Regions from separate parts of the Homo sapiens genome. Here region 1 is linked to region 2. A link is a loop called in an ENCODE intact Hi-C map of the cell type or tissue named here. Cell type or tissue: endothelial cell of umbilical vein. All regions are shown on one strand. Each heading gives the region's core, and the rest is flanking DNA. Links, peaks and the distances in the headings are about the cores only.

Evidence for each region. Peaks named below come from ENCODE experiments on the same cell type or tissue, not always from the same donor. Only the 100,000 strongest peaks of a DNase experiment are listed, where the experiment ranks them.
Region 1: it touches region 2 in a loop (5-fold over the local background); 1 of 110 quality-filtered maps calls a loop at or near these places.

What each region holds. Positions count from the first base shown.
Region 1 is chr20:51,467,825-51,471,824 of GRCh38, reverse strand. The region is part of intron 5 of NFATC2 (nuclear factor of activated T cells 2); the gene reads left to right. Among named protein-coding and RNA genes, the nearest start is that of MIR3194, 17 kb to the right of the region's middle. In endothelial cell of umbilical vein, for the core only: no CTCF peak of the experiment used is centred there; a DNase peak (open chromatin) is centred at 1,534.
Region 2 is chr20:50,976,989-50,983,353 of GRCh38, reverse strand. No RefSeq gene overlaps it. Among named protein-coding and RNA genes, the nearest start is that of MOCS3, 21 kb to the right of the region's middle. In endothelial cell of umbilical vein, for the core only: a CTCF peak has its summit at 1,708 (motif pointing left); DNase peaks (open chromatin) are centred at 1,693 and 2,993; H3K27me3 peaks cover 174 bases.

The sequences.
Region 1 (4,000 bases), core at 1-4,000, 490 kb before region 2:
AATAGTAGAAAAATCAAAATGCTCTGCGGTCAGAAAATATCTGCAGATAGCTTCTGTTAATCAGAGATAGTCTGAAGACTAACATGCAAAGGGAAAGCGTATTTTCTGCAGAAGAGGTTGGGAAAGCCTAGCCTTCATGGTGAAAAGTCAGGAAGGAGAGAGGATGGTCCTTTCTTTGGGAGAGCAGCCAGAACTTGGTCTTGGTTGGTCTTTGGAAATGAATGAAGAGTCACTCTAATTTCTTTCAGCCTTTTGAGTCAAGACGTGGATCAGTCTGAATTGGTGGTGAGCTTGTATTCTGATCTTAGAAGAGAAAGACCCAATAGTAGATACCAAGGGAAAACATGTTGAAAACCCCATTACTAGAAATATTGGAATTCTCCTGCTCAGCTCAGTAGACCCCACTCCTGTCCATCAAATGCTGGTCATGGTGGCTGCCCCACCAAGGTCTTGGTTTTGAACCTCTCAAGATGTTTTTGGAAGGAAACTTGCAGCGATTTGGGGGATTGTGAGCAGATAAGGTCTCCCCTTTCTGGCAAATGACTCATGTTCCAGGATGGGACTGGGGTTTGTAGCAAGGTGGGGACAGGAGCCCCTGATCCTCCCTCTCTTTGGGTTTCTCAAGGCAACTTATCTTATGTCGATCTAAGACTTTGAGGATCATCGCTTAACCACATGTACCTCCAGCAAGATCTTCAGGGTGTTAGAAAGCTGTTTGAACATTGAAAATTGTTTTCTTTTCTTTTTAAAAAGGCATTTGCCTGATTCACCTGCCTTCTTTTGACAGAGAAGGAAACTGAGACTTCTTGGTAAGGTGATTCACCTGTTTTTACTTGGTAGGTAGGAAAGCCAGTCTTCAACTTTCTGGTTCTATGAAATCCTTTCTTCTTTTGGTTCCCATAACCCACCCTCTCTTGCAATACCAAGCTGAGCTACCAGTTGGCCACTCTAGTTCTCACTAATAATTTTCTGTCATTTTTATTTACTTCTTTGTTCTGTTTCCCTAGACCAGTGCCTAGTAGGTCCATAAATATGTATTGACTACTTACTGTATAATCCACAGGGAGGTAGTCAGTAAATACATGTTAGCAATTAGTCCGTAACACGCGCTGGCAGAGTATTGTAAAATACATTGTTACTAATGACAGTATACCCTTAGACAGTGTATACTGACTAAGCCAGAGTCTCCAATGACAGGGAGAGTGAGTTGGTGAGAAAAACACTTCGTGGGCTAGTACTTATTTGCAAGGCTAATTTATTTACTTTGGAGATGCCTTTTATGTACTGTCTTAGGGATCAAGGGTAAGTTCTTCGATGCTAGCAGAAACAACATGAACAAACTACCAGAGGCAGCTCTTTGGAAGGTGGAGTGATTTCCTAGGAGTGCAGGTGCCTTATGTTTATTTGCATGCCAGCTGGTCAGAGCTGCAATCTCACTTTTGCACAGACTGGCACTCTTGTGTTTCCAGTCTTCTGTTTCCACTAGGGCTTCAGCATTGCCGAGGAGATCCTTCCAGCTTCCCCGACTGCTCCTTTCCTTATTCTCAGGAAGACTGACCTGACCCTTCTCCAGTCTCCCAGCCTCTGAATGCTGCCCCCACCCCTTCCCACTCCATGTAGATAACCCCACCTCCCACTTCTCTGGAGTATGGAAGAGGTCAGAGGGATCACCCCCGTCTTCCCCAACAACAAGCCTACCCATGATAGACAGCAGCTGCAAGGGCCTGCCCTCCCTTCTCCACTTGGCACGGAGCAGTTCCCCTCTCCTCCTGCTCAGCCTCATTCCCGCCTGAGCCCAGCCTCCTCGGTGTTGTCAGCTTCAACTCCACTTTCCCTGCAGGGGTAGAGCTGGCGCCTGCTTCCCTCTTATGTTAGTTTCCTAGGCTGTCATAATCAATTACTGCAAACCAGGTGGCTTGAAACAACAGAAATGTGTTCTCTCACTGTTCTGGAGGCCAGAAGTCTGAAATCAAGGTGTCAGCAGGGTTGGTTCCTGCTGGAGACTCAGGGGAGAAACCGCCGGTGCCATCCCCGCCAGCTTTTGGTGCCTGCTGGTCTCCCTGGCCTTCCTTGGCTTGTGGCTGCATTGCTCCAGTCTCTGCCTCTGTCTGCACATGGCCTTCTCTGGGTCTCTGTGTGTATCTTTTTCTGTTGCTTACGAGGATGCACTTATTGGGTTTAGACCTAATCCAGGGTGATCTCATCTCCATTCTTACCTTAATTATATATGTGAAGACCCTGGTTCCAAATAAGGTACGTTCTGAGGTTGTGGGTGGATGTGAAGTTTGCAGGGAGGAGGAGTCGGGTAGGGGGTACTATGTGTAACCCACTACACTTCCTCAACTGCATTTGTTGGCTTCCCTTCCTGTCTGCTCCTCAGTTCCCAAATGCATTGGGATCTTTCTCTGACATTTTGGCTTTTGCACACTGTCACCTCTGCCCAGAGCATCTCAAACTTGACTGTATGTTAGAATTACCCGGGAGTTGTATTAAAAAATACTGATGCCCAGCCAAGCTCGGTGGCTCACGTCTATAATCTCAGTGCTTTGAGAGGCTAAGGCCGGACGATCGCTTGAGCTCAGGAGTTGGAGACCAGCCTGACTAACATGGTGAAAACCCATCTCTACAAAAACAATTAGCCAGGCATGCTGGTGCATGCCTGTAGTCTCAGCTACTTGGGGGCCTGAGGTGGGCAGATTGCTTGGACCCAGGAGGTTGAGGCTGCAGTGAGCCAAGATTGCACCACTGCACTCCAGCTTGGGTGACAAAGTTAGATGCCATTTCAGGAAAAAAAAAAAATACTGATGTCCTGGTCCCATCCTGGAGACTCTGATTTGGTTGTCAGGATGTGGCCTGGGCATGGAGGCTTTCCGAGGTCTCCCAGTGATTCTGATGTGGGGCGGACTTTGAGAGGTGCATATCTGGAGCCCACCCCTCCCCATCCTTCAGTGGCTTGGCTAACCCCTCCTCATCCAAGGCCCCTGTTTAGATGGCTCCTCAAGGAGGAAGCATTCCCTGACCCCACACGGTACGGGGTGCCCCCCTTTGTGCTCTGACAGCCCAATTTACTTGTCAGTCTCTGTCCTATAAAGACGGAACCAGGCAATGTTTGCCGGGGCTCAGCACATGGTGACGGTCTCCAGGCTGTATTTCCACACTGCCCAGTGGGGAGAAAAAGGCTGCAATGAGACAGGAGATGTCCACAGGCACACACCTGGTCCTGTGAGAACTTAACAGAACCTCTCCAGCCATGTCTCCAGGTAGCTCTGCCCAAGCCACTATGGCTTTCTCCCTGCCCAGCAGATGGGCCTCTCTGCTCCGTGTATTTCAGAAAACACGTAAAGCAATTTCACACAAAGCCCTGCCAGCTCAGGGCACAGAATGTAAATTCGCTTTGCTCATTTTGCAGGGCTTGGGAGTGGGTATGGGGTGTGGGTTAGAAAGTGGATTTTTTCACATGCTCTTTTCCCTCTCTGCCTCTCTTTGTGACATATATATATATTTTTATGGAGGTATAATTAAGATAAAGTAGATTGCATAGATTGTAGGTGTTCAGTGATTTTTGACAATCGCATATACCCACGTAACCACCACTCAAGACAGAGCACTTTCTTCACTCTTGAACGTTCCCCATGTCCCTTCAGCCAAGGCCGCCTCCTCAAGCCCACACACGGAGGCAGCGCTGTTCTGATTTCTATCACGGTTGATTAATCTTCCCTGTTCTAGAACTTTATAGAATGGAATTAATACAGTGTGTACCCTTCTGGGTCTGGCTGTTTTTGCTCAGCATGTTATTTTTGAGATCTGTCACTGCTATGGTGTTATTCAGTAATGCATTCCTAATTATTGCTGAGCACTACTATTCAATTGCATGAATATAACAATTGTTTATTTACCATTGATAGAAATTTGGTCTGTTCCCGGGGCTTAGGTTTATGGATAAGGCTACTATGCACATTCCTACTCAAGTCCTTCTGTGAGCAAATGCTTTCATTTCTCT
Region 2 (6,365 bases), core at 1,248-5,247:
GTTCATCCATGTTGTAGCTTGTGTCAGAATTTCCTTTATTTTTAAGGCTGAACAATATTCCATTATGCATATATTATACATTTTGTTTATCTATTTATCTGTCAATGGATACCAAAAAGCTGCTTCCACTTTTTGGAAACTGCAAATAATACTTCTGTAAACATGAGTGTGCAAATATCTCTCCATAATCCTATTTTCAGTCATTTTGATATATACCCAGAAGTGGACTTGCTGGAACATATGGCAATTTTACTTTGAATTTGCTGGGGAACCGCCATGCTGTTTTCCACAGCAGCCACGCATTTTACATTCCCACCCACTATGCGGCCACGCATTTTACATTCCCACCAGCGATGCACATGGGTTCCAATTCCTCCACATCCTCACCTGTTATTTTCTGTTGCTTTGATAGTATCTATCCTCATGAATGTATAATCCTGTCTACTTTTGATGGATGGGGGCATCTGAAATCTCCAAGCCTGAGGCAGCCAAATTTCGAGAAAGCATCAATAATTCAGGTTCCTCTCTGAGAAAAAGAGAAGTGAATCCCTTGTGAGGATAACTCAAAAAATAATAATATCAAAGCTGGGAGAGAAGTTACAGGTCTTCCAATTCAAGCCCTTCATTTTACAGATGGGAAAACTGAGGCCAGAGAGGAGGGGTGTTTAGCTCTGAGCACAATTTGAGCTGGGAACAAAGTGACAGCTTTCATTCCACCTCACAACACTGTGGCCCGGGTCCAAGATAAATTTGCCTCAGTATTTGACAAGAAGGTTGTTCTTTCTGTCTGAAGGCAGAGTGCCCATGTGACTAAAGACAGTATTTACAGTTGTCAGGGCAGCGGCAATGATGCAGCTGACGCCTCCGGGGCTGGGTGGGGCTCCATGGTTACAGTCAGGGTGGGGCTCTTGCTCATCCTGGTCACTGGCTGGGGCAACACTGGGGTGGGGATGGGTGGGGGGGTCTCTGTCTGAAAGTTGCTGGCACATTCAGAGCCCTGAGCAAGGACTGGTTCCAATTCCCACCTCCCTGCTGTCTGTACACTGCTGGATAGAGATCCACCTTCTTCCCCCAGACCCGGTGCCCCTCGGCAGAGAGAGGGCTACCAGGTCTTACTTATCTAAGAATCCCTGGCCCCTTGCCCCAATCCCAGCCCCAGCTCCAGGCTCTAGACATGACAGCATCTAAGAGATGCCAGGTGCATACAGCTGAGCTTAGAAAAGGCTGGCTGCACACACCTGGGAACCACAAGCCCCTCTGCTCCTCAATCCTTAGAGAGGCAACAGAGCTGAACCCTGATTCTAGAGCCTGGGTTCCAATCCCACCTCTGACACCTGCCACAGCAGGGACCGAGGCCAAGCCCAGTAACCTCTGCCTCAGTTTCTTCATCTGTAAAGCAGGGATAATAATAGTACTCACCTCATAAGCTGATCTTGTGAATTAAATGAGTTAATATTTATGCAGCTGTTAGAACTGGCTCGCAGTTCACAACAATTGCTATGGTTGCGGTGGTTGGGATGTATTTATTTTAATGTCCATTAAGGGAAAAACTAAACCAGTACAGAAAATCTAAGACTTCATAGCCATTATGCTATAAAACAAAACAGACTAAAGTTGTTTAACAACAAAAAAATGGTTTTAAAGAATGTGCCTTTTTAAAGCACAAGTGTACAGAATGACAAATGTTTTAAAGTGATCTGGCGCCCCCTCCTGGTAATGGACAGTAGCTGTCCTGCCAATCCCCCCATTCTGAAACTGCTGAGGTCAGCGCTGTCACTCACTTCCCTCCGGGGACTGACTTAGGAGAAGAGTTGGTCCCATGGGAAGATGGGATGCTCCACATGGCCCGACCTGAGAAATGCATCCCTGCCGTGCTGAAGGAGCTCACCGGTGAGCCCACCCACCTCGCTGCCACTGTTCAATAGTTAAGGAAGTGCTCAAAGCTGGAAGGCGACCCAAACTTGGCCAGCCCCGCACTGTGCCCACCCTGAAATCCCTCTCCGGTTTCCCAGCCCTGCACAGCCCTGCCACAAGCTGGTTTTCTCCCAGGAACGTCTGCAGGATTGAGGAAGCCACAGGGCCCACCGAGGAGGCCCTCCTGCTCTGGCAGGGGTGTCCTGTTGAGCCCTGCTGGCCCAGTCCCAACGGAAGGAAGGAGTGTCCTTGGCTGGACCCCTGGGCTTCACACACCGCGCCGCCCAGTCCTCAGGAAGTCCGCAGAACACAGCCCACACTTCTCACAGTGGCCTGGCCCTGCGTCCTCTAACCCTGACTTTAGCCTGTCCCCTCTCTCTCCTTTCCGGACTCCAGCCACACTGGCCCTGCCTCTTCCTCAAACGCACAGAGCTCTGTCCCACTTCGGAGCATTTGCCTTTGCCGGTGCCTCCACCTGCCTGGGCTGCCTCCACCCAGACCCCAGAGGGCTCACTCCCACCCGCATGTCTGCGCCAGGTCCCGTCTCCCTCGAGGGTCCTGTTGGTGCCAGTCCCCACCTCCCTGTGCCACTGTCCTTTCTCATTTCCTTCAAGCCGGTCCCAACAGTGCAATTGTTGTCTGTCTTTCCCGAAGTCTCGTCTATTTCTCCCACCAGCTGTGAGCTCCAAGGAAACAGGTGTCACACCTGCCCGGCTCACTCCACATCTCCAGCCCACATTGTTCCACAAATGTGTGTTGAAGAGATGAACACTAGCCTCACTTTGCACACAAGGGAACTCAGAGAAGTGAAGTGACTTAAGGACAGACAGAAGTGTCTCCGAAGGTTACACCCTTGACCTGTGCCACACAGCCCAAGTTCAGCATGGCCTCTGAGTAGGGTAGGTCACCTCCCAATGAAGTAACTTTTCCCATTTGAGGGGGTCACCACTGGCCTACGAACCCTCCCACATCACTGACTCTGGTGACATCATACAGGCGAGATTCAGTCATCGGGTCAGCTGCATATGGTGCAATCCCTCAGCCCATGATTCATTCATTCCAACTGACATTTGCAAAGAATGTGTAGACACAATATAAGTGGAACGTTTCACTCACAGGGAAGAGGAACGGGTTACTCATTCCTTTAGCCACTAAATTGGCAAATGAATTTTTACTGCCTCCGAGAGCTGGAGACAAAGGAGGGGCCTATTCTAGATGTGCTTCTAGGCATACTCAAAAACTCAGACACATCACACAGGGGTTTTTTTTAAAGAGTCATCGAATATTCCAAACCTTATTCAGACTATAAGATGGTTGCCAGAGTGATTCAATCAATCATTCCACAAATAAACAAGGAAAGCATGTACTACGTCAGATGGTGACGGAGCCATGGAGAGAAACAAAGCGGGGAAGCCCAAGAGGAGATGCGATTGTAATTGGCATGTCTTAATTTTAAATTATTTAAGTTGACCTGGCACAGTGGCTCGTGCCTGTAATCCTAGCACTTTGGGAGGCCGAGGCCAGAGGACTGCTTGAGGCCAGGAGTTCAAGACCAACTTGGCCAACACAGTGAGCCCCATCTCAAATTTAATAATAATAAAAAATAAAATAAATGAATACATGATTTAAGTTAAGTAATGAAGGAAGGCCTCCCTGAGAAAGCGACATTTGGGCAAAGTGGAAGGAACAGCCCATGCAAAGGCCCGGAGGACCATGCCTGATGTGTTGGAGGCACAGACATAAGGTGGTGGGGGCAGGGCAAGCAGGGTGGTGAGGCTGGAGAGGAAGAGGGCAGATCGGAGTCCTCTGGGCAATGTGACTTTTACCCTGAGTGAGATGAGAGCCAGCGTAGGGTGGTTTTCTGTTTGACTTTTTTCTAGAGACAAGGTCTTGCTCTGTTTTCAGGCAGAGTGCAGTGACATTCTCAGAGATTACTGCAGCCTCCAACTCCCAGGCTCAAGCAATCCTCTGGCATCAGCCCCCTGAGCAGCTGAGGCCACAGGCATGCACCACCATGCCTAGGTAATCATGTGTGTGTGTGTGTGTGTGTGTGTGTGTGTGTGTGTGTGTGTGTGTAGAGATGGGGTCTCGCTATGTTGCACAGGCTGATCTCAAACTCCTGGCCTCAAGCGGGAGTCACAGGCATGAGCCATTGCAGCAGGCCAGAAGGGGGGCATTTTCAGCACAGGCGTAAAAAGATACCCCTGAGGTGTTAACACGTTCCCTCTGGGAACAAGAGACCAGAGAGGAGGTGACTTTAACAGTTCAGCTGAGAGGTGATGGTATGTGGACCAGGTGAGTGATGAGAAGCAGGAAGATTCTGCATGTTTTGAAGGTACAGCCCATAGGGTGTTGATGGCAAACGGAATGTGGGAATAAGAAAAAGAGAGGGGCCAGGAGCAGTGGCTCATGCCTGTAATCCCAGCACTTTGGGAGGCCGAGGCGGGTGGATCACCTGAGGTCAGGAGTTCAAGACCAGCCTGGCCAACATGGTGAAACCCTGTCTCTACCAAAAATATAAAAAATTAGCCGGGCATGGTGGTGGGTGCCTGTAATCCCAGCTACTTGGGAGACTGAGGCAGGAGAATTGCTTGAACCTGTGAGACAGAGGTTGCAGCAAGCCAAGATCACGCTACTGCACACCAGCCTGGGCAACAGAGCAAGAGTGAAGAGGAAGAAGAAGAAGAAGAGGAAGAGGAAGAAGAAGAAGAGGAAGAGGAAGAAGAGGAAGAGGAAGAATAAGAAGAGGAGGAGGAGGAAGAAAGGAAGGAAGGAAAAGAAAAGAAAAAAGAAAAAGAGAGGGGTCAAGAACAATTCCAAGATTTGTGGCCTCAGCACCTGAGAGGATGGAGGCTCCACTTTTGGAGCAGGGGATGGCCGTAGGAAGAGCGGGTTTGGCAAGGTGGGCTCAGGGGAAGTTTAGTGTATCAAACCAAAATTCTGTGGACTCGAAAAGATCAAGATGATCCCAAAATTATTATTCACAGAAACCCAAACATCAGCCCAGCACCAGGGGAAACCACTCAAGCAGTCTAGAGCAGAAAGGGAAAAATGTTAAATGGGTGTGCAGAAACTCATGCTGGAACGAAAGAAGAGATAAAAACAAGCTGCTAGAGAAGAGAAAAGAATGTGCCCCAAGGACCAGAGCATTGCTGGAGGAAGGTAGCGCAGGGAGCCCTCCCTCCCTGCACACAGTCCGGGACCAAGCACAAAACCTCCTTGATTAATCAGTTCCCACTTCTGGTGCCATTAAACCAGAAAACCAGAAAGGAGGTGTCTTCTACTCTGCAGCTTCTAATGAATGCCCAGCTCCTTTGGGAAGGATCCCAATCAATAAGGAGTTGAGAACAAAAAGGGCAAAGTCCCTTAAACAGCCCAGAGTGTCTCAAAGCCTGACAGTCTCCTCTCGGCAGAAACGGTCTAAATGGCAGCTGCCTTGAACGGACGTCTCTCACATCGTACAGCGCCCGGCCCTCTAAGGTGACTAACGGTCCTGTTAACGCCTGAAGACAAACATCTCACATTGTTCAGATTAGCCCCCGCTCCTGGCGACAGCAGGCACAGTTTCTGGACAGTTTTAAATAAAAACAAGAGGGCCTGGTGCCAGAAGTGAGAACTGCAATCCCTGTCAACTGTCACTTTTGCTGACAGTGATGAGGAATGAATGGGTGGCAGCAGATGCGGCTCCTCAGACCCAGTGACCTGGGGCAGAGAAGCCCAGAGGGGACCTGGACATATCGTCAGAAGTTCCAAGATGGGACTAATCAGGAGGTGTGTGGGTGCCGTAAATCCCCAGGACAAAGAAAGATGGTCCTTCTGGGAGTGTGAAGATAAATACGGGCAAAGTTAGCAGAGTCCTCCCTTGGGGCCAGAAGCCTCTAGAATTGCATTTCTATAGGGGACATCTTTTGTTTCTAGCTGCGCAGAGTCTGCCTTGACTTCTGCACGTAAAGCCTGGATTTTATTGTGGAGAACTATGTTAATCATGTCTTTTATTATGTATTTTTGCTGCTTTGACATCTTGGGACCTTGCTGACCCAGAAAGTACATTTCCTCCCAGGGTTAGCCAGTTCCTAGAGACAGTAAACAATTGGACTGTGAACATGTGTTTCAAATACAAACCAACCAATCCAGAGCCAGCAGCACCTCCTCTACTGGGCTGTCACACTCCTAGCCACTGTGTGCCTGCCCTAAGGCCACTAACACCCTGAGCCACCGGACAACGAGGGACCAACCCCACCCCCCCCAGAGCTCACTGAAATTATTCAGATGAGCCGATCCTAAGCCTGCCTACCTGGGTCACCTATTCCTTCCCACAGCCACAGCGGGAAGCTTTCTGCCCCTGTTTTTCCCTGGAAACCTCTGCCTCCCGACCAACCATGGTACTTCCAGGTGTGGCTTCTCCATGGTGTGTCATGCCCCTTCCTCTTGGGATCTGTGTATACAACACT